4 separate regions of the Homo sapiens genome follow, and regions 2, 3 and 4 are each linked to region 1. A link is an interaction called in ENCODE POLR2A ChIA-PET data of the cell type or tissue named here. Cell type or tissue: GM12878. All regions are shown on one strand. Links, peaks and the distances in the headings refer to the core of each region. The heading gives the core; the rest is flanking DNA.

Region 1 (5,637 bases), core at 236-5,235:
GGTGTTTAGGGGTTGGGGGGCCTTCCTGGTAACACTTAGGTCAGATCTCCTACCTTCCACCAAGCTGTTTCTCTCCCAAAACAGGGCCTTTGCATGTGCTATTCACTTGGCCAGGATTTTGCCTCCCATCCTCATTCCTTTCACTACTTAGCACCTACTCATCTTGAAGGTCTCAGTTGAAGCATCACTTTCTCAGGGAAGCCCTTGCTGACCTCTTGGACTGGGTCAGATTCCATTAATGGTGCTCACGGCACCATGACCATGTCTTCTTAGCACTTGCCACAGCTTCCATTTTCCATACATTTATGTGACTATTCGATTGTTGGCTGACTCCCCTACTAGATACCAAGTTCCATAAGGGCAGCAGTCAGGCTTGCTCTTGGTCATTTGTATCTGCAGCATGTGTACCTTATCTGATTCATGGTGGGCCCCTATTAAATAGTTGTTGACCAAATAGACCAGGAAACTTCAGTGTCTTTAGGCGTCTTCCTTTTTACTCCTGTCACCCCCACTGTCTTATGGAAGCCAAGAACATACATCAGTATCCTTCTACACAGAAGCTTGTAAATATAAAACGTGGCAGAGCAAAGCAAAGGATGTTAAGTAGTCTCTTTTTTCCTGTTCCTTCCACATAGTCCCTTCACAATGCTCCATACGGACACAGTGCCAATGAGGCATGCACATGCTTGTGCCTGCTGGGGGTGAAGCCCATACCAAGCACATCATAACACTCCTTGGGACAAACTTTAAATAACACAGGCATAGTCATACTGTGGCCAAACCTGTGGACCCGAGCTTGCTGTTCAAGGCCCACAGCTCCAGGACACTGTCCTTTGCAGAAGTTGATTAGCATGATTTGGACCATTGAACTAGAACTCCCTACCTCCCTAAGCAAAGCTTAATCTCGACTGTTTCTGCTTCTGTATTGGAAAAAGAGCTGTCCAGCTTTTGCAGATAAGATCAGGGCCATTTATGAAAGCCGTCTTTACCTTTCTTCTCTTTCCTGCAGGCTGTGATGGTCACATATGGTTATTGCTGGGTCTACATCACCCTGGGAGATTTGTCTAAAAACTGAAAGACAACACTCTGGCCTCAGACCAAATGTGGAGTAGAAATGGCCTAGCTTCTTGGCAGCTTCTCAGTTCCACTGACAGCAGCCTTGCTTGTGGAGGTGGCTGGTATCAGGAATATCTCGAGCTTGGGTCCTGGGAAAATTTTTTTCTGTTGCTTTTGTCAGGAATGGGGTGAGGGAAGCTTTAAAGACTCTCTCTCTCTGTCTCTCTCTCTCTCTCTGTGGCATATTTTACATCTTTTTCTTTCTTTTTTTTTTTTTGAGACGTAGTTTCGCTCTTGTTGACCAGGCTGGAGTGCAATGGCGCGATGTTGGCTCACCGCAACCTCTGCCTCCCGGGTCCAAGTGATTCTCCTGCCTCAGCCTCCCGAGTTGCTGGGATTACAGGCATGCACCACCATGCCCGGCTAATTTTTGTATTTTTAGTAGAGACAGGGTTTCTCATGTTGGTCAGGCTGGTCTTGAACTCCTGACCTCAGGTGATCCACCCACCTTGGCATCCCAAAGTGTTGGGATTACAGGTGTGAGCCACCGTGCCTGGCCTACATCAAATATTTTTTAAAATCCTAGAACAAACCAAGATAGATTTCGCTCTAGGAACAGCATCTATCTGTCATTTATAATTGAGACTTTTTAATGTAACTCTCAAGTTTGAGGAACAGAGATTAATTTACATCAAGTGTTTTATAATTGCAATTATTTTGGAGGAGTGAAGGTAGGAAAACAGATCATAATTTAGATTACATGGTAACTTTTTCACACAGTTTAATAAGAAGATTTAAGATGGAGGATTTGGGATCGTCAACCCAAATAGACTTCATTGTTCTTCCAAAAATGGCACGCACAATAAAAGAACAGTGATAATAATAGTGATTACATGTGTGGGCTCAGGTATTGGTTTGAAATCTCAGGTTATTCACTGTGTGACTTCTGGATAATTAAGTCCCTGAGCCCATTTGCAAGCCAGGAAGAGTAATTCCTGCCTGTAGAGTTGTGAGGTGTTTTTTGTTGTTGTTGTTGTTTGTTTGTTTGTTTATTTTTTACAGGATCTCACTCTCTCGACCAGGCTGGAGTGATGTTTTTGATATAAAAACCTATAGGGGGCTGGGCACGGAGGCCCATGCCTGTAATCCCAGCACTTTGGAAGGCCGAGGTGGGTGGATCACTTGAGGCCAGGAGTTCGAGACCAGCCTGGCCAACATGGTGAAACCTCATCTCTACTAAAAATACAAAAATTAGCTGGGCATGGTGGTGCGTGCCTATAATCCCAGTTACTCAGGAGGCTGAGGCATGAGAATCGCTTGAATCTGGAAGGCAGAAGTTGCAGTGAACTGAAACTGCGCAATTGGACTCCAGCATGAGTGACAGAGTAAGACTCTGTCTCAAAAAACAAACAAACAAACAAAAACCTGTGGGGTAGGCAGAGTGTGGAGAGAAAAGAAAAAAAATCCGCCTAAGGGGTAGATAATCTTAGCCAGGTTTTTAGATAAGAAAACTGAGGTCCGGGGTGGTTAGGTGACTAGCCCAGAGTTGCACAGCTAATAAATGGCAGTATCTCAGAACCAGGACCTACATTCAGGTTTTCTAATCCCAATTTAAGGAATTCTTTCTATTATGCCACAGCACTAAAAGTTCAACTAAAATCAGATTGAGAAATTTAAAAGTGTATATTCTATTTATATAACAAATTATGATACTCTCTTATTAGCCTGGAAGAGCAATTTGAAATTTTCAGACAATTTCATTCACTTGCTCTCTGTAAGCCCCAGGAGGATGTGGGTTTTTTCAGATGAGAAGGTATGGAGGATTAGGGGTTTACAGAGCTTCTCGAAAGTCACAGGGCTAGGTTGGGGGCAGGTGTGCTGACAATAGTGCAGCTGCAACTAGGCCTGCCCCCAACAGAGAGTCCCTCTGTGATCCTGCAGGGCCTCGCCAGCACAGGGGCGGGCACCAACTAGACTCCGATGAGTGCGAATTCACTGATAACAGTTAACAGTATTGAATGCCCCAGCTGTGCAGGTTGGGAATTACCTGTATTTTCCCACTTAATCCTTAAGATAATCCACCAGGTTTTTTTCGTTTGTTTGTTTTGTTTTTGAGACAGAGTCTTGCTCTGTTGCCCAGGCAGGAGTGCAGTGGCACGATCTCGGCTCACTGCAACCTCTGCCTCCCGGGTTCAAGTGATTCTCCTGCCTCAGCCTCCTGAGTAGATGGAACTGCAGGCATGTGCCACCACACCCAGCTAATTTTTGTATTTTTAGTAGAGATGGGTTTTCGCCATGTTGGCCAGGCTGGCCTTGAACTCCTGACCTCAAATGACCTGCCCACCTTAGCCTCCCAAAGTGCTGGGATTACAGGCGTGAGCACCACGCCCGGCCGCTACCAGGTTTTGGAGAGGTCATAAACTGAGGAGTGTTCTGCCTGATTCTAACATCTACACACTCACCCATTACATACATACATTCCATTTTGATAAATCAAGTCAGGCTTGCTAATCTTAATTTGGTGCCCTTTCCAGTAGTAATTAGTTTTACTGTGGGCCAATAAAAACCAAGATTCCATATCAAGCACAGAACAATTCAACCAACAGATCCCTAGAAACCTATCAAGAAGGAAGAAAAAGAGATTAAGGAGATTTGGGCAGATCCTTCATAGCTCTCCTTGCAACTTTAATCAACATACAGCATGTTCTCGCAGGGGGAGGTCCCCACCCTCAGCATTGAAAGTGAAATAACACACTCTGTGTTGCTGATCCTGGATTGAAACGTATGACCTACAGAAACTCAATGAGCTTGAATTAATGTTTGTTAAAGAAGAAATATGGTTTTTAAAAGTAGTATCCTTTTGATCCCTGACTGCAAAATACTCAGCTTGGCGCTAACTTAGCTTCTTCCCCTATATACCGTGTCTCTCTCTCTCTCTTTCCCCATGTTGTAGCTATTAAGCACAAATTGAGGACCATGTGATCCTTCATCCTGAGTCAAAAGCCTTTCAAGCTCCCACCCTGAGCCATCCAAGATTCCTTAACTTTCTTTCAGCCTCTATAAAAATCAATTATTGTTCTGTTTTATATACGTACACTGAACCTCTCAACAACAGCTTGATTCAGCAGAACGCTCTGGTCTTAAACTTTTCAGTGAAGCAGTGAGTGGTGAAAGCTTTAGTGTAGCTACTGAACTGATCCTGACAGCAATAAAGGAGAAAAAAAAAGTTTGCTTCCGGAATTGTTAAGAAATGTTTTGCATTGCACAATATCTGAACCAGGAGGGCAGCTCATCAGCTGAACATATTGCCACAGAAGTGCTTCCTCCTGAAGTGGGAGGGGTTGAAAGACAAGAAGGGTCACAGGTAGGAGCTGACAAAGCTGGCAGGCAAAAGCAGCAGAACATTGAACAGAAAGGCACTGAGAATCTCTGGATCTGAAAAGTGATCAGCAGGGTAAAGGATGGCCAAGGACAGAATCCAGTCTTCCTCTTGACCACAGTGCAGCTGTTCTTTTTCTGCTCCATGAATTTGCTAAGGGGGGAAAAAGCAACCCCTGGCCTGTCTACTGTCAAGGACAGTGAAATATGCTGGGTCATGACCAAGTTGTTTCTTAGCTTCCCAGAGCTTCTAACCACTAGACAGCACTATCTCTAGTCCTTGCCGGTAAAATCAAAATTCAGTGCTCTACAGAAGGCAGCATGGTGTAGAGGAGTGCCTCCCAAACTTTAGTCTGCATGGGAATCACCTGGAGTCCTGTTAAAATAGAGATGACTGGGCCCCATGCCAGACTTTCAGATTTAGTAGATCTGGAGTGGGGCCAAGAATTTGCATTTCTAACAAGTTTCCCAGTTGTTACAGATGTTGCTGGTCTGGGAACTATGCTCTGAGAGCCTGTGGTCTAGAGGAGAAACACGGACTTGGGAGTAGACAGACATGGGTTCTGGTACCAGTTCTTCCACTTCCGGTGTGCCTTTGAGAGAGCTGCTTCTTTGAGCTTTGGTTTTCTCATCTGACAGGACAGATAATGGCAGACAATGGTAGTGTGGTTAGATGCATGGACTGTGACTGTGTTCCGATCTGGCTCTGCTACTGTCTATGTGACCTTACACAAATTATTTTCACCTCTTTATCCTTCTATTTGCTCATTTATAGAGTGGGGGTAATAGCAGCATCTACCACGTAGAGTTGCCTTGAGCCTTGAGAGAGTGAGACTATGTAAAGCATTTACAACAGTGCATGGTACATGGGAAACACTAGATAAACATTTGCTATTATGATTTTTTTGCACTTGTTAGAATTACATGGAATAAAGCATGTAAAGTGTCTTATGTGACATCAGACGCATAGAAAGTGTCTAGTAAATGTCAATTTCCTCTCCTTTACCCAAAACAAGCAAGTCAGAGTGCTGACCAAAACAATGTCCTTTAAGTGGAGATCTTAGCAGAAGGGTACAGTCAAGAAAGATAACAGCATGAGGATTTTAGCTGTTAGTGGGGCAGAGTATGTCAGATGCCACCTCTTTGTAAACTGAGGGGTCCATGCCAGCAGGGCCTTCCTTTGAGCAAAGATCAGCAACTTGG
Region 2 (5,637 bases), core at 414-5,413, 240 kb after region 1:
CACCCACCTGGCCTGGCTCAACCGGCCTTTCTACCTGCCCATTGTAAGCAAGGTAAAAGGAAGGACTTGAGAATGTGGGAGCTACTGTTCCTGAGCATATTGATTTGCCTAGACTATGTCAGAATAATTGAAACGGCATTAGGCCGGGCATGGTGGCTCATGCTTGTAATCCCAGCATATTTGGGAGGCCGAGGTGGATGAGTCACCCAAGCTAAAGAGGTTGACACCAGCCTGACCAACATAGCGGAACCCCGCCTCTACTAAAAATACAAAAAATTAGCTGGGCATGGTGGCGGGCACCTGTAATCCACCTACTCTGGAGGCTGAGGCAGGAGAATCGCTTGAACCCAGGAGGCAGAGTTTGCAGTGAGTCCAAATCGTACCATCACTCCAGACTGGGCAACAAGAGTGAAACTCCATCTCAAAAACAAAAAACAAAACACTATTAAGACTATTGTTTTTATTTTTGCTCATATCTGTAAAACAGAATTTTTCATGATGGCACTGATAAAAATATAACACCAAAACAAATGACACCTTAGAGCCCTTCATCATGGGTGCTATCAAATACCAGAGTATGAAATACATATAGTGCTATCAAATTAAAAAAAAATTGTACCAAGGGAACATAATATTTGTTGTAGTATAAAATAAATTTTAATGTTATAAATGTTTCTAAATGTATATAAAACTATAAGTATATCCTTTAAAATTATCTACGGTTAACAAATTGTATTTCTTGGGAAGAGCTCTTTTGTATTCTGACATTATGAACTTCCTACATTTTTGGTGTGGAAATATCCTTTCCTGTCTGAAATGATGGCAATGGTAGCTTTTTGTTATTGTTGTTATTGGCAAAATTAACAGTTTGGCAACTCTATGTTAGCTCTTTCTACTGCCTTGGGAAATTTTGCTGTCCTGAAAACTTAAAGTCTGAAAACTACTAACCTAGGAACGCTATTATTCTAAAATATAGGAGAATTAAATAAATGATTTTTAAAAATCCTATATGAATTAAAAACTCATTTGGCTGGGGGAAGGCTGGGAAAAAAAAAGAACTCAGAAACTTTGGCTGGTTTCATTAGTTTGTGTTTCACATAATCCACTGTGTAAAATTTCACTTTCTCCTACCACTTCTTTACTAGGTTATTTTATAAACACCAAATCTGAAAAGAACTGAAATTGTAGAAACTGGAATATATTATAGTTCCGTAGTATCATATATCACAACTCTTTAGAACATGTATTTTTCACTGAATGATACACTATAAAGGTTTGCTTTCATTTGTTGTCTGTGTGTTTGCTTTGATATTTTTGCTTTTGATGTCACATGAGTACGATGCATTAGTGAAATTTGCAAAATGTGCTCTGTAATAGTTGGGGTAGCTTCTTATGTTTGTATCAAAGAAACTAAGTTGATGAGAAATATGGAAATGTGCTTCTGAGTTTAGTAATTTTTTCCCTTACATTGTATAATGTAAGCAATAGACCCATTCCATTAAAGTGTGAAAATAATTTCCTCATGAATTCTGTATCAATGTGGGAAATTTTAGCATGTATGGTTTTACTATGCCTAGCTGCTCAAAGGCTGTCTAAGGAGGTAAAAATAGGCACTGGTTGGATTTTCCCTTCATTTCAGTCCATGCACCAATTCAAATGAATCTAATTTTGCCTGATTAGAAAGCAGATCCCCATCCCTTTACTCCATTCCATGCCATCTCCATTTCAATGAGCTGCGGAAGGGAAACACCATTTCTCTGACACTGACAGTTTCAGAATGAGACCATTTGCAGAGGCTGAGTGTTTCGCCCATAGCAGGTAGTTTTACATCAATTTGCATTAATAGCAAAATTGGAAGAAGTAGCTTGTTAGTATTTTCCTGCTTGGCCTGAAGACTAAAATATGCGATGTTGAGTCCTATACCATTTTGAAAATTCATTTCCCTTTGGAATATATGTGCATTCCAAAATTGACTCAGATTAGAGCTTTTACTGTTGATATTTAGAAACAGTTTGACAATGGCTGCTTAGATACAATGTGTTGCACTTATCCCAGTTTAATTTCAATTTTATTTTTATTGCAAAGAAGGAGATGAGAAAATGTCAGGTCTTAATTTGGAGTAGCTCTTTATGTCCAAGTAAACAGAGAGTAAATTCTTTATTGGCGTCGCTTCTTTCAAATAATGAAATAGTTGATGGAGATTTCTCTGTACATAACAGTGATTTGGCAAATATGAAAATGTTGGGGAGCTCAGAGAACAGTAGAAAAGGTCACGTGTGGTCGCTCACGCCTGTAATCCCAGCTCTTTGGGAGGCCGAGGCAGGAGGATCACTTGAGCCCAGGAGTTCAAGACCAGCCTGGGCAACATGCCAAAACACCGCCTGTACAAAAAATACAAAAATTAGCTGGGCATTGTGGCCCGTGCCTGTAGTTCCAGCTACTTAGGAGGCTGAGGTGGGAGGATCACCTAAGGTAGGGAAGTCGAGGCTGTGGTGAGCTATGATCATGCCACTGCATTCCAGCCTGGGTGACAGAGTGAGACCTTGTCTCAAAAACAAACAAACAAAAAAAAGGAGCCAAACATCTCAAGTTGATGAATACATGAAAATGTAGCATCAAGAACATTCAGAAAAGGGACATAGAATTTGGAGATGAGAAATAAATTTGCAGAAAATACTTCAAGACACCAAAAGTTCCCCAAAATTTTAAGCTAAAACTACATGTGTTAAGTTATTGTTAAGGAATAGAAGAGGTTAATATTTTTAGCAGGAAGAAACTATTAGCAAATCCACAACTTATACTTTTATTTATTCTTCCATTGTGAAGGATACACATATGTTAGCTTAAGTAGGATCTCCTGCCTTACACAATTTCACTGTGGAAAAAATAATATTGACCAAGCCTCTGATCCTGCCTGACATGAAATTGATGATACACATTTAGAATCATGGAATTTTTCAGCTGGAAAGCGCCTTTGGATGACAATTAAAGGCATTAAAAATGTGTGTCCTTCACACCAGTTTCATTTACAATAAGTAATCATAAATGCCACAAAGATAGAAAGTTTAAATAATTATACTGGACAATAGTGCAAATGGGGTCCTCGTTGATGAATGTATTAATTCTCTCTTCTACTAGTGGGTAAAGCTCTTCATAGAATTCTAAAATTTTTGATCTGGGCAACACTTTGGGGATGACTGATTTTGCACAGATGAGGAAACTGAAACTGAGATAGGAGAGTTGACAACATGAAAATCTCACAGCCACTTAGTAATAAAGCCAAGTTCAGCATAGAGAAAGACTGAGCTTTGTGCAAATAGAACATTAGGGCCTTTATTCAGGGAAGCAGCCTTCTTCCACAGACCAGTATGGACTCAGAGGAGGGTGGGAGACACAAACTCAGATAATAGTGAGAGACGAGGAACCCAGACCAGAGCTGAACCTTCTTTGAAAGGCTCTGTGGGAGACCAGAATATCTTCCCCAAAATATGAAGGATTGTTGAGCTGAAGATGCTCAAGAAGAAACAGGTACAGGAGAGGTCTCTGCCTCAATTTGTCCAAAAGGAGGACATAGATTTACAAAGGCAAAAAATATCCTGGCCACCAACCCCCGCCTTTTCCCTCAAGAAAAGTTTAACCACTGAAGACAGCTTTAGACCCTCATCAGCCTAGAGTCGGAACCAGAGGAATTTGCATTGGCAGGCTTTCCTAACTAGCGTTTATCTGCTGTTTGTTTGCTTTTCCTTGAGTTGCCAGCCTGCTCACAGAAACTCAAAAAGTCCTTTCTTGTTGTCTTGCCACTTGTCTAAAAATCTATTGTTCTTTGTTGAAGATGCTATATATAAACTGGAACTTAAAGCCACCTCTTTGAAAACTCATTCTCTGGATGTCCCCCATGCGTGTATAAAATATCCATATTAATAAACTTCTGTTTTTCTCCTGTTTGTCTGTTGTGATGGGTCCGTTCCAACTAAGAACCTGTTGGAGGTTATTGTTACTTCCCTGCAGCTCTTTCTTGTCTGTGTGTGTGTTCATCGTCTCCTTGGTAAGAAAGAACTGTTAACTTAGATCAGAAACTCACAGAATATGATTTGTAACTCGTTGTATATAAAGGATCCTAAATGAACTGTTTCGAAACCCAGAGACAGTATGCCAGAGTGGCCAGGACCTTGGGCCCTGGATGCCAATTGTCTGGGTTTGGTTGTAGGGTGAGAGAGCGGAGAAATCGCCATCCAAACCCTTGTAGGTCATGACAAAGTTTTGTATTGTTATCCCAAGAGCTTTGGGAATTCACAGAGACGAGTGTGTTCCAATTCACATCCAAAAAGCTTATGTGAAAAACCTCTGTCCATTACTAGTTGTGTGAATTTGGGCAAGTAATTTATCCTGTCTGTGCCACGAATTCTTCATGTAAAATGACACCCGCCTTTTACTGTTGCTAGGATAATTAAATGAGATAATGTTTTAAAATGCCCCAAACAATGCCTGGAGCACAGCAGGCTCTCAATGGACTCTAATGGGATTCAGCTCTGCATTTCCCATAGTATGACCATGTGGGCATCATAAGTGGTAAAAGAAAGAAAAAGAAAACACCCAAAGGGAATATAAAGGTTGCTAATAGAAAGAGAAGAAAAGATGTGGAAGTTGAGAAGGAGAAGTTACAGTGGTCTATAGACTCATTCCAGGATTGGTGCGAAGTAGGAGATAAGTGGCGGAGAGGCTCTGGGTTTTGAAATTGGACTTCAGAGACCTCTCACTTTTAATCTACAGCCCTTTGAAATGCTAGTCATGCATGAACAGCATCCTATGCACTCCAGCACTAATAAATTTTTCAGCAGCTCCACTTTGAATTGAGCCTAATATCTACAGCACAGTTATTCTCTGAACCATAAGAACAGTGATCACAGCAAACTCACAGTGAGGGAAGATTTGCTCAGTTTGGCATTTGAAGCTTGCTAAAACCTTGGCTCAACCTGAATCTAATTCATACAGCTCCCTAACCTAAAGGATGCTTAAAACATTTTCCTGGCTCAATATCAAGCCCAGGCTCCCTAAGGCAGCCAGTCACCACCTCTCTCTTCCATGTCATCTCACTGCTCCTGGCCTTAAACTTCGTGCTCTCATAGCAACCCTGAGTGACCTGGAGGCCCTCTTTCTCCCTACACACCAGTACATTTTCTAACCAGTTTCTTTGCTCAGAAGTGTCCTCTCCCCGCCTCGCCTGCACGATTGCACGTGATTCCTACTCACCTCCACCAGGAAGCCTTCTCTGATGCCTCTGACTGGGAGAGGTACCCCTCTTTGCATAGCCTGCTCCACACATCATGTTAGAGTTCCTGGTTCCTCTTGATGACTCTGGGCTCTTTGTATCCACAGTATTCAGTGCCTGGCTTAGAGAAGGCTGTTGTTATCATGAGCGAGCCCTTTGATCCATGTAAACCGCTCACCCTCTGTCCCAGGGCTTACCATTCTTACTGGGATATGTCCCCTGCATTTTCAGAATGCCTGAAACTCTTGCTCGGTGTATTGTGTGCCTCTTTGTGTCACTGTGTATTTTGCTATCTGTTTAAGCCTTTCCCAAACACAGAGTATTTGGGAGAAAGACAGCAAGCAGCTTTTCCATCTCTATCCTCAAAA
Region 3 (5,637 bases), core at 373-5,372, 1.0 Mb before region 1:
GTCCAGCCTGGGTTGGGAGGCATGATCAGCAGCAACTCCCTTCTCTTTCACCAGGGACTGGTCATGTAACCCAGCTCTGGCCAACACATAAAACCAAGGGTTTTCTTTCTTTCTTTTTTAATAGACAGGGTCTCACTCTGTTGCCCAGGCTGAAGTGCAGTGATCATGGCTTACTGCAGCCTCGACCTCCCAGGCTCAGGCAATCCTCCCACCTCAGCCTCCCACATAGCAGAGACTACAGGTGCACACTGCCATGCTTGGCTAAATTTTTTTTTTTTTTTTTTTTTTTTTTTTTTTTAGAGACAGGGTCTTGCTGTGTTGCCCAGGCTAGTCTTGAACTCCTGAGCTCAAGTGATCCTCCCACCTTGGCTTCCCAAAGTGCTGGGATTACAGGTGTGAGCCACCACACCCTGTTGGAAGTCTTCTATCCAAACAAAAGGGGGAGTAGCGCTTGGAGCGGTGGCAGCCATCTTGTGACTAGGATGGCAGGGCCAGGAGGTACTGGGAGATGGTGACGCAGAGCTCTGACACCACGGAATGTAGGGACCGGCTTGGAGCTCCTTCCCTCCAGACTTTCTGCTCTAAGAGGCAAGTCATGCTCTTACTATTTCAGGCATCCTTAGTTCAATTTTCTCTTACTTATAGCTGCATGTGCCAAACTGCCAGAGCTCATTTTGTGGATGCTGAGGTAGATTCGTCTATTGATGACCATTTACTTTGCACCTATTGTGTGCAGGGCACTGTAGGTGATACAAATCAGAACCTGTACTCATCCTGCTTGGGAAGTACTAGCAGACTAGTAGAAGAACTGTGGGGCATATACAACACATTCTAATGCCAGGTAGAATGTGGGAGGTACAGACGGAGCATTTTAGGGATTTAGAGAGGTACCTCTTTTAGGTCGGCAGGGGGTTTTCAAACAGAGAAATCAAGGAAGGCTGCATGGAGGAGGCAGCATTTGAATTGGGTCGCAAAGAGCTGTAGTTCATGAGGGAGGCCCCTAGACCATGGAGACACTTGGCTTCCAGTCTCTAATTAGACTGGTGAGCAGGAAGCTTCAATCACTCACTCAGGCTATCAGGTCAGGAAGTCTACAGAAAAAAATCCCACCTTCTTTGGGTGGAAGTATGGGTGGAGGACTTGTAGCCCAGGCCTGCCTCCCAAAACCACCTCCTGCCACCTGAAAGAGAGTCCCTGTACTATTCATAGGAAAAAAATATGGTAAAGAAAAGAATATGGTTCTAGATTTGTAATAATAAGGACCAGCATTTATTGAGTGCTTATCACGTACTGGGAATGCAATTATAGGTTCATTCAATCCTCACAACTGCTCTATGAAGTAGGTGCCATTATTAGCCTCATTTAATGGATGAGGAAACCGAGACCAGAGAGATTTAGAAGCATGTCCAAAATCATGGAGCCGGTGGGAGTCATAACTAGGACGTGTCCTGACTCTGGGCTGCGAAGCGAAGAGGCCAGCCAAGGTGATGAGCCTCCCAAGGGCAGTTCCCCTCTGCTTGAAGGCCTCAATGAATGCCCTCCCAGGAGACAGGCTGGACATAGGCGATCTGGTAGAGGAGGCTTGACCTCCTCACCCCAGCTTGATATTGAACCCCACAGAACCCACTGAATCTGGAGCACCCTGTGCCTCCGGTGCCACCCAAGGACATTTTTACAGAGCTTCTGTTCACCCAGAATAAAGGTGACATTTCCCAGCCTCTGCTGCTGCCAGGTGTGGCCAGTATGCTCCAGATTCAGTGGGCTCAAATGATCCTCCCACCTTGGCCTCCAAAGTGCTGGGATTACAGGTGTGAGCCACCATGCCCAGTGGGAAGTCTTCGATCCGAACAAAAGGGAGAGTAGTGCTTGGAGCGGTGGCAGCCATCTTGTGACTAGGATGGCAGGGCCAGGAGGCACTGGGAGATGGTGACCCAGAGCTGGCCTCTTGGCTTCGCAGCTCAGAGTCAGGACATGTTCTGGTTATGACTAAGTCCTGGCCGATGACATTAAGTGGATATGTTATGTGGCACTTCCTTAAAAGATGGCTGGTGACCATCTGCCCTCCTTTCTACAGCCCTGCTTACATCCTGCTGGCTGGGATGGGGAATGAGGCTGGGGTGAGCAGACACTTAGAATATGAGGACAAGAGAGGAGCAGCTGCTCTACCAGCCCTGCACTGCCCACCCAGAATGCCACCAGGGAGAGAACTCAGCTTCTCTGTTGCTGAAGCCACAGACATCTTGGGTCTCTGTTCTGTACAACTGAACTGCATCCTGATTGATTTGGGAATGATGCCTATTACCAAGGAGGGTTATGAGAAAGAAAAGACTATTGGAAAATGTATGGTCCAGAAGGCCCGGGAAGAGGGCCAGGCTGGAAAGGCCTGGCCCCTTTGTAGCATGTCAGCCATCAGCCTCTCACAGGTTATCACGGTCGTCTCCTGTTCACATCTGCCCAATGGGATACTGTCTGCCACAGGTTGTAAACACCCCATCACAGCGGTCATATGTAACATTTTTAACAAGAACATAAGCACACAGGCACCCAAGAAATGCTTTTCATGATGATGGAATCAGCTAATCAACTCCCCCACATCCCACATCATCAATAAATAACCAACCAAAAAGAATACTGACGGGACACTTTCTGCTTAGTGAAGCTTACAGGAGACAAGAGAAAAGCACACCTCAGACAAGGAAAACTGAATCAAAAAAGAATGAGCACCTACTTCACACCAGGAAAGATGGCTAGACGTGGTACATGTATTATTTTCTGACCTCACCACAAATATGCGAGGGCAGGTTTTGGTCATTGCCTGTTTACAGAAGAGGAAACAGGTTTTGAGAGGTTGAGAGACTTGCCCAGAGTAAAGTGGCTGAGCCCAGATTCAAACCCAAGACTATCAGACTCCAAACCCCACCTCTTCTGCACACGGCCTGGGAACATGTAACTGCATTCCCCTTTCACTACCGGTTTTACCCATCGTCCCGTCACATGATTTGGTGGTTTTGGGTATTGAGGAGGCAGAGAGGATAAGGCTGCAGGGGGCTGGCAGGATGAATCAAGGGCAGGGGAACAGGTCTTTTCCCACATGGGAAGATGATCTGGCTACCTCACTGTCTCCTCAACCATATTCTTGGCTAATAAAAGCAGGAACGTTGCTGCCTCCTTTCTGTGATACCTTATAATGCCTAGAAAGTAACTGTAAGATAATTTATTACAAACTGGCAACTTTATCATAAAAGGCCTTGGAGCAATAATTGCTTTCATTAAATAAAACCTATAAAATATATTTCTAATTTTATTTCAGGGCCGAATGAAAGTCAAGAGAAAAGCCTAGTTCTTATACCAACCTGAATTAAAGAGAGAAGAAACAAGAAAGAAAATTCAGTTTCAGAAGTTCCGTAGAAGCAGCATGAGGCCAGTTAGAAGTGCAAGTCTGAGGGAAACTTCTGATCTAAGCTTCTTTCCAAGCCAGAGTCAGCAGCCCTGGGACATTCTGCCTGACGTTCCCCTTTGAGCTGCGCTTGCCCATCCAGCCTCCCCTCTTCACTCTGCTCCCCTTTTCCTTTCCCCACAAAGATCCATAAATCACAGCTTCCTGGATCAAGGGATCTGCTACTCTAACAGAAGAGTAAGGGGTGGAGGACAGGGTAACGAGAGCCTTTTTCCATTTAAAAAAAAAAAAAAGTAATGGAGATAATTTTCTCAAATTTAGGTTTCTCTCACCAATTTTTCTATACTTGCTAGCATTTGCTAACGTTTTGTCCATCCTAGAATCAAGTATGAAGAGCTGTCTGATTTAGCCCAAGATAACTGATTTTAGTATTCACAGTATTTGCGGGTGCAGGGTTGGGGGTGGGGGTGGGTGTTGTGTGTTGGCAAAGAGCCCCATGAGTTTCAGACTTGTAAATAGTGGCAAGGCATTTCCATTGCTGTGTCCCAGAAGGGGAGGAAAGAGGCCAACCTGTTTGTGGGTTTGTGGGAGGGAGGATTCTGGTTCCTATTCTCTACTATGTCAAGCTCTAGATTAAAGGCCAACAAACTTTCTGCAAAGGGCCAGAAAGTATTTAAGACTTAAAACTCATATGATCTCTGTGACAACTACTCCACTCTGCACTGTAGCAGGAAAGCAGCTATAGACAATAAGGAAATGAACAGGTGTTCCAATAGAACTTTATAAAAATAGGCAGAGGGGCCACATTTGGCCCACAGGCTGTTGTTTGCTGGTCCCTGCTCTAGATAACAGTACCTTCAAATGGAATGCTAACTTTGACAATAGCAACAAGACAAATCTGGAAAATGCTTTCTATCTCCGCCATGACTTGTGATAAAATTTACCATTCTCTGAGGGGTACAAATATAAATAATGATCCTAACAATAACATAATAGAGTCACATTTGAGCTATAAAGAAAAAAAGTAAATACTTTTATATTTAGATAACTAAATTATTTTCTAATTCCAAGATTACAGGCATGAGAAGAAAGTGTATGAAGAGGAAAGTCATTTAAAGCACCCATTACATGTTAATTTTTCATTTTCCATGACTTGCCATCAACGAGGGAATGACTTACCTAAAATGATTGTAAAAAGTGGTTTCACTCTTTGATCAGGAAGCTCAGAACACTAACTATGAAGTTAGTAATGGTTTCAGTACTATTGCAAGTCATAATGGAAATGATTTGCACTATGGTAGAGAGAAAAATAAAAAGCTCAAGAATTGTTAATTAACTTCACTGTTTCTCCACAAATGGTAGGAGTATTAAAAACAAGATTGCTGAAGTGCAAACATCAGGATTTAATGAACAATGGAATGTAATTGAAGTAACAGAGAATGACTTAATCGGGACAGTGGGTTGTTTAATTACGGGGCTAATGGATCTTCTGCAAGGACAAACTAAATGGAACAGAAGCAGCCAGCACTGGTAGGCAGAGCACTGTTAAAGGAAGTATACTAGTAAGAAACTCCTGGTGGAGACACCTAGGGCTCTGTTGTATATGAGATATTTTATTAAACGTAATTGTCCCAAAATGGTAACTGCTAGAGAAAGAGACAGACTGGGGTAGGCTGGCATAAACCTTCAATAAATCAAATTGGAGGCATTAATATTTCTGCAGGCATGTACTTGTGCTTTTTCAAGAATTTCTAATAATCTTGAAAACTTTCTTATAGATAGGAGAATGAAGGCAATAATATTTTTGTCGGAACAGTTTTCCAGGGTGCCAAGATGCTCTCTCTCAGATACAGCAGATTGGCAAGCTCGTTTTCTAAGAGTTCAAAAAACCATTTCACACTTAACTTTGATTACAAGTCAACCTTCTCTTGCTAATTCAGCACGCTTGCTACGAGTTATTGGTTTTTCTCATCTCTTCCTGAAAGTGAAGCAAATGTCCCTTCTCCCATGTGAAATCCTCAAACTTTCACTAACTCCTCCAAAGTTCCACTCTTGACAAAACGTAAGCTGAGTGAGTCTGAGATACTCCATCAACAAAATCAAACATGTTCAAAATTTTGCAAAGGGGAAAAAAACCCAGCAGAGCAATAGGTCTTATTATCGGCCGGATGCAGTTGCTCACACCTGTAATCCCAGCACTTCGGGAGGACAAGGCAGGTGGATCACTTGAGGCCAGGAGT
Region 4 (5,637 bases), core at 235-5,234, 140 kb after region 1:
TTCTTTCATCATGTATTTACACTAGGCAAAGCTAGGAATATTGTAATTGTCTGTGATGTTTTGAAAACACTTGTCACAAACTGAAGCCAAATGCTGATTAATGTTAAGTGTTTTGAAGAACCAAGCTTTTGGCTCATTAACTGGACTAGAATGGCATTACCCATCAGCTTCAAGTTCTGATAATTGCTCATCACAGATTGGCACTAATTTAGTAGTAATGGTGCTGACAGATTTGTATGTTTTCCCTATATTGAACATTATGCACATATAAAGACTGGTGTGAATGCCAGACCTGGAATCAGGAGACCTGGTCCCAGATGTGCCACAGTGTGACCATGGGCAAACAAACTTATCTTTCTGTGTCTCTGTTTCCTTACCTATAAAATAAGGGGCTTATATAGGATGATCTTCAATATCCTTTTTTACTGAAATTCTATGGTGTCACCAGTATGCAGTTTGGTCTTGAGTTGCATAATAAGCACAGATTCATTTTAGAAAAGGCATAAACGTTGGTATACATGGAACATGGGCAAGATCGTCAGTTTATTTCCCTTCTTCTCTACATTTTTTCTATATTAAGAGGGAAAGAAATGTTCCCTGTCGGGCTTGCAGGATAAGCCCTTAATCAAATGTTACATACCATCTGTTTGAGACAGTATTTGGTAAGTCAAACTTAAGTAGCTATAATCACTGTGGAATCCAAAACTGTTTCCTGTTATCCTGTCTGTTTTCTGCAGACAGGAGATAGTCTAGCTTCTTAAGCCAGTACAAAACAGTAATATTGCAAGGAAGAAAGACATTTATTTTGAGGCTCATGCTTTGAAACTGCTTATTGAATTTGTCTTTCCTTTTCTCCCTAGATATTCTCCCACTTATTTACGCTGCTTCTCTGCCTCACTCTTCTCTATCCAAGTCCTCTACCCCCTCAACATGTCTCACTGTCTTCCTCTCTGTTCCATTCCTTGGCATAATCCTTGGGGATTTCAACATATATGTTGATAATTCTTACCCTGGCATTAGAAGAGGACAGGCCCAAAGGTTAATGATTGGTTCAAGGTCACACAGCTATCTCATGCCAGAGCAGGATCAATTATCGGGAGGATTAATCAGACAATGTATGATGTAATTAGTCTGTGGACCCATGGATTCATAGAGTGTGGACCCATGAATTCCCCTGCCCCCAACAGATTAGAATAAAGTGAATACAGAGCTCCGTCAGGCTGCCTGTCCTGCTGTCTGCAGCCGTCGGCGCTGGTCATTTATTTCTCTTTGAAGACTATGAAAATAGCTTTAAAAGCTGCCTTATGTTTCCTTCCAACATTAACCACAGTTTCTTAAAGTCCACCTTTCTATACGACTGGCTGGATGACATCTAACACACTCCCTTTTCTATTTGAGAGGCTGGGGTCATCCTCTAGAACCATCGGCCATTTCTTGCATCTGTGGAAGTGGTGACAGCTGAGCAAATGATGAAGATTCTCTAGTGTTCAACACTGTCTGAGCCCATGGGGTTGGGTTACCAGGGTATGGGTATCCCCATACATCCATGCTTCTCAGGATGGTAAGTATCATGTAAGCACAGCTCCTCAACTGCTGCCCCGTGAGTCTGTTGTCATTTGTCAGAGGCCAATGCCACGGACTGTTTACTTGATGTGGAGACAAGGCACCACATCTTTCTTGACCTTTTCAAGTTCTTAAGTTCTAATCTTGAACAGTAGTGATGTTGCAATATCTGGAACTAGCAAAGGATACTGATGAGAAAACGTGGAATCATGTGGGATGTGACCTCCTAGGACTCACCTTGCACAGCTGGGTGCAGCAGGGATAGGTAAGGATTTGGGGTTTAGAGGTACAATTGCCTTTTTATGGTTAGAGAAAGGTCCTGGGGCTGGAGGGAGCCTGACGATCTGCTCTGTGTGCAAGGGGAGAGTTAACTCTGCACGCAAGAGCCTGCTTAAAGGGCTGTGTCAGTTCTATTGTAAACACCAACTTAAAGTGGTGGATGCTGGGCAGACATTGTTATTGCCATTCCAAAAAGAAAACAAAAAAAAAAGATGAAATTGTGGGTCTGAGTCAAGGTCACCCTGCAAGGAGCTCTTGCCTGTTGAAAATGAGAGCTAAGTTTTGGGTCAGGTTACATCTTTCTATTCTTTAACTTAACCCTCCCACTGATGGCTCAGAGCAGCTCCTTACTCTGACCTACTGGGTTTGTTTTTTTTTTTTTTTTTCTGGACTGGAGGGAGTTACCACACCTCCAGGTTCTGATCTTTGATGGGGTTGGGTAGGACCTAATGGCAACATTTGGATCATATTTGACTAAGGTGACTGCTCTATCCAGCAGAATAGGTCTTTCACAAGCATTTTCAGTAACGGAGGTGATTTAGACATGACCTCATAACACAGGGGAGGCAGCAAGAGACTAGCATCCAGACTCTGAGGTCAGAGTATTCCAGGCTCAAATCCCAACTCTTCACTGTGTGATTCTCGGCTGTGTGACCTCACTGTAGCTCAATTTCTTGGTCTGTAAAATGGGTCAAAAAAAAAAAAAGAAAAAAGAAAATCCTTAGGATGAGTGATATGGTTTGGCTTTGTCCCCACAAATCTCATCTTGAATTGTAGTTCCCATAATCTTCACCTATTGTGGGAGGGACCCGGTGGGAGGTAATTGAATCATGGGGGATTTACCCTCATGCTGTTCTCATGATAGTGAGTGAGCTCTCACAAGATCCTGTGGTTTTTTAAGGGGCTTTTCTCCCTTTCCTTTTGCTTGGCACTTTTCCTTGCTGCTGCCATGTGAAGAAGGATGTGCTTGCTTCCCCTTCCACTGTCATTGTAACTGTCCTGAGGCCTCCCCAGCCACGTGGAACTCAGTCAAGTAACCCTCTTTCCTTTATAAATTACTCAGTCTCAGGTATGTCTTTATTAGCAGCATGAGAACAGACTAATACAATAAGATAATCTTTGGAAAGTCCTTGCCTCATAAAGGTATTCAGGAAATTCTTTTTTTTTTTTTTTTTGAGATGGAGCTTGCTCTGTTGCCTGGGCTGGAGTACAGTGATGTGATTTTGGCTTACCGCAGCCTCTTCCTCCCGGGTTCAAGTGATTCTCCTCCCTCAGCCTCCTGAGTAGCTAGGATTACAGGCATGTGCCACCATGCTCAGCTAATTTTTGTATTTTTAGTAGAGATGGGGTTTTGCCATGTTGGCCAGGCTAGTCTCGAACTCCTGACCTCAGGTGATCTGCCTGCCTCGGCCTCCCAAAGTGCTGGGATTACAGGCATGAGCCACTGTGCCGAGCTAGAAAATTATTTTTTCACTGTCCTTCACCCCAGGCACATGCTGAATACAGCAGCAATATGCTAAATCACATTAAAAAATAATAATAATAAATGTGACTGGGCGTGGTGGCTCATACCTGTAATCCCAGCACTTTGGGAGGCCAAGGAGGGCAGACCGCTTGAGCCCAGAAGTTGGAGACCAGCTTGGGCAGCATGGTGAAACCTCATCTCTACAAAACAAAACAAAACAAAACAAAACAAAACAAAAATAAGCTGGGTGTGGTGGCGCACACCTGTGGTCCTAGCTCCTCAGGGGCTGAGGTGGGAGGATAGCTCGAGCCTGGGAGGTCGAGGCTCTGGTGAGCCTAGATTGCGCCACTGCACTCCAGCCTGGGTGACAGAGCAAGACCCTGTATCAAAAAAGAAAAAAAAAGATAAAATAAATGTTATGCTTAGGTAAGCTAAGTGACTCAAGAGCTAGCAAAAATTAGGTTTTTAGGGTTAGCTATGTCACATGCCAAGTATGGATTTTCTGTTACTGGGCTTTAAATATGTTAATGAGAGAATGTTCATGCTCCTTGGGTGGAAGCACCATACAATATTTTATGCCACTGGTACCCATAAGGAAGTACTGAGACAAATGGAACCCCATAAGTTTTGCACTGTGAGTGAATTGGGCCCTCGTTCTTCTTGCGCTACCAGGGCATGGGATCCACAAGGAGGGGAAGACTGTCTACGTGAAAACTGCAATTGTTTGCCATACCTTGCAATTCTAATTATTGAAGATTTAGGTTGAAGCACAGCTTTTTATATAGGAGGCTTTTTGGTTTTATTTTTTGTTTTTGAGACAGGGTCTCACTCTGTTGCCCAGGCTGGAGTGCAGTGGCATGATCACAGCTTACTGCACCCTTGATCTCCCAGGCTCAAGAAATCCTCCAGCCTCAGCCTCCCAAGTAGCTAGGACTACAGGTGCATGCCACCGCTCCTGACTAATTTTTTTTTTTTTTTTTTTAGTAAAGATAAGGTCTTGCTATGTTACCCAGGTTGGTCACAAACTCCTGGCCTAAAGCAATCCTCCTGCCTCAGCCTCCCAAAGTGCTGAGATTACAGGTTTGAGCCACTATGCCTGGACTATATGGGAGTTTTATGATCAAGAATTAAGAAATAAAAAAAATAGCTCACAGAATTGACTCTTACTTTTAGATGTAATCAGTTTGAAACAATGACTTCAATACTTAAAGTTTGAGATCATTATATTCTGCTATAATTCCCTTTTATTTTCCCCCATCACCCGACAAACCAAAAAGCAGGTCTTCTCTACCCACGTTACAGTCCATGAGATAAGTTTAATTAAAATCTCTCTATCTGTAACACACTTAGATTGGCAGTGAGCAAGGGGGGCAGGTACAAAGCTATGTCACATAACCTTGCCTTCAAGTTATATAGTAGGAAAAAGTAGCTTACAGTTCAAAATAATCATTACACATATATTTCAGGTAGAAAACATAGTTGCTTTTCATTTCTATATCTACTAGGAAAGTAGAGCTGTTCTTCTAGGCTATGTCATTCCAAGTTCTCATTTGCATGTAACTGGTGGTATAATGGCCTTCTAGCTCCGGATGTAGAAGGTGACAGTGTGCCCATCAATTATGTTGATGGATATATTAAACATCATCTGGGTAAAGGCATTCCTTCCTGACATACTACTCAGCTTACATTAATACAGTATTTCATAAGAAGAAGAGGATGCTCCCAATGTGCTGAGTAGGACATAAACTTCAAGTTGTATTTATTTCATTCATCTACTTATTCATTCATTCATTCATTCATTCATTCACTCAATCATTCTACCAAGATGTATGCAATGCCTGCTACGTTTCAGGCCCCATACTAAATGCTGAGCTTCAGAGATGGCTATGATACCATAGCTATCTGAGATGAACTAATAGTTTAAACAAGATTTCTTGCCCTGTGGCCCATGGGTCCCTAGTGAATCTGAAGTCAGGTTTAGGGGATCTAGAAGTCTCTTGAAATTAAATGCAGTCATTGGTCTGAATGTGCATATACACATTTTTCTGAGACAAGGACCCATATCTTTCATCAGATGATGAAAGTGATTGGGATCCAAAAAGATTAAAGAGCAACTGGTCTTGAAGGGAAGAAAACCCAACCTCGGTTCCAGCAGACAGCCATCAGCTCTGTAACCCTGGCTGGAACCCAGGGGGGAAGCTTCCCTGAGTTTCCTCCCCTGGGGGTCTACCGTCAATGTGTCTTCATCTCTGATTCTCTCTCTTCTCACTCCTAAGTTACTCTTTTCTATTATATTCACTCTGTTTTTTTAAAGTCTTTTAATTTTTAAA

Evidence for each region. ChIA-PET counts read pairs that join two places held together with the same protein. Peaks named below come from ENCODE experiments on the same cell type or tissue, not always from the same donor. Only the 100,000 strongest peaks of a DNase experiment are listed, where the experiment ranks them.
Region 2: POLR2A ChIA-PET joins it to region 1 with 5 read pairs; 2 of 35 experiments call an interaction of 5 or more read pairs at or near these places.
Region 3: POLR2A ChIA-PET joins it to region 1 with 7 read pairs; 1 of 35 experiments calls an interaction of 5 or more read pairs at or near these places.
Region 4: POLR2A ChIA-PET joins it to region 1 with 5 read pairs; 2 of 35 experiments call an interaction of 5 or more read pairs at or near these places.

The regions. Positions count from the first base shown.
Region 1 is chr12:93,243,024-93,248,660 of GRCh38, reverse strand. All of the region lies in intron 2 of LOC643339 (a long non-coding RNA gene), which reads left to right. Among named protein-coding and RNA genes, the nearest start is that of LINC02412, 71 kb to the right of the region's middle. RefSeq lists an enhancer at 4,700-4,959. In GM12878, for the core only: no CTCF peak of the experiment used is centred there; DNase peaks (open chromatin) are centred at 2,910, 3,820, 4,340, 5,070 and 1 weaker place; H3K4me3 peaks cover 1,818 bases; H3K27ac peaks cover 3,901 bases.
Region 2 is chr12:93,005,843-93,011,479 of GRCh38, reverse strand. It overlaps LINC02413 (long intergenic non-protein coding RNA 2413), which reads right to left. Exons shown (of 4, transcript XR_945212.3): 3 at 5,251-5,386. The region is part of intron 3 of LOC643339 (a long non-coding RNA gene); the gene reads left to right. Among named protein-coding and RNA genes, the nearest start is that of LINC02413, 18 kb to the right of the region's middle. RefSeq lists an enhancer at 3,204-3,513. In GM12878, for the core only: no CTCF peak of the experiment used is centred there; a DNase peak (open chromatin) is centred at 3,240; H3K4me3 peaks cover 408 bases; H3K27ac peaks cover 2,477 bases.
Region 3 is chr12:94,268,817-94,274,453 of GRCh38, reverse strand. The region is part of intron 21 of PLXNC1 (plexin C1); the gene reads right to left. It also overlaps a transcript of CEP83 not described here. Among named protein-coding and RNA genes, the nearest start is that of PLXNC1-AS1, 95 kb to the right of the region's middle. In GM12878, for the core only: no CTCF peak of the experiment used is centred there; a DNase peak (open chromatin) is centred at 2,871; H3K27ac peaks cover 1,039 bases.
Region 4 is chr12:93,104,192-93,109,828 of GRCh38, reverse strand. All of the region lies in intron 3 of LOC643339 (a long non-coding RNA gene), which reads left to right. It overlaps LOC105369908 (a long non-coding RNA gene), which reads right to left. Exons shown (of 4, transcript NR_188219.1): 4 at 1,215-2,521. Among named protein-coding and RNA genes, the nearest start is that of LINC02412, 67 kb to the left of the region's middle. In GM12878, for the core only: no CTCF peak of the experiment used is centred there; no DNase peak of the experiment used is centred there.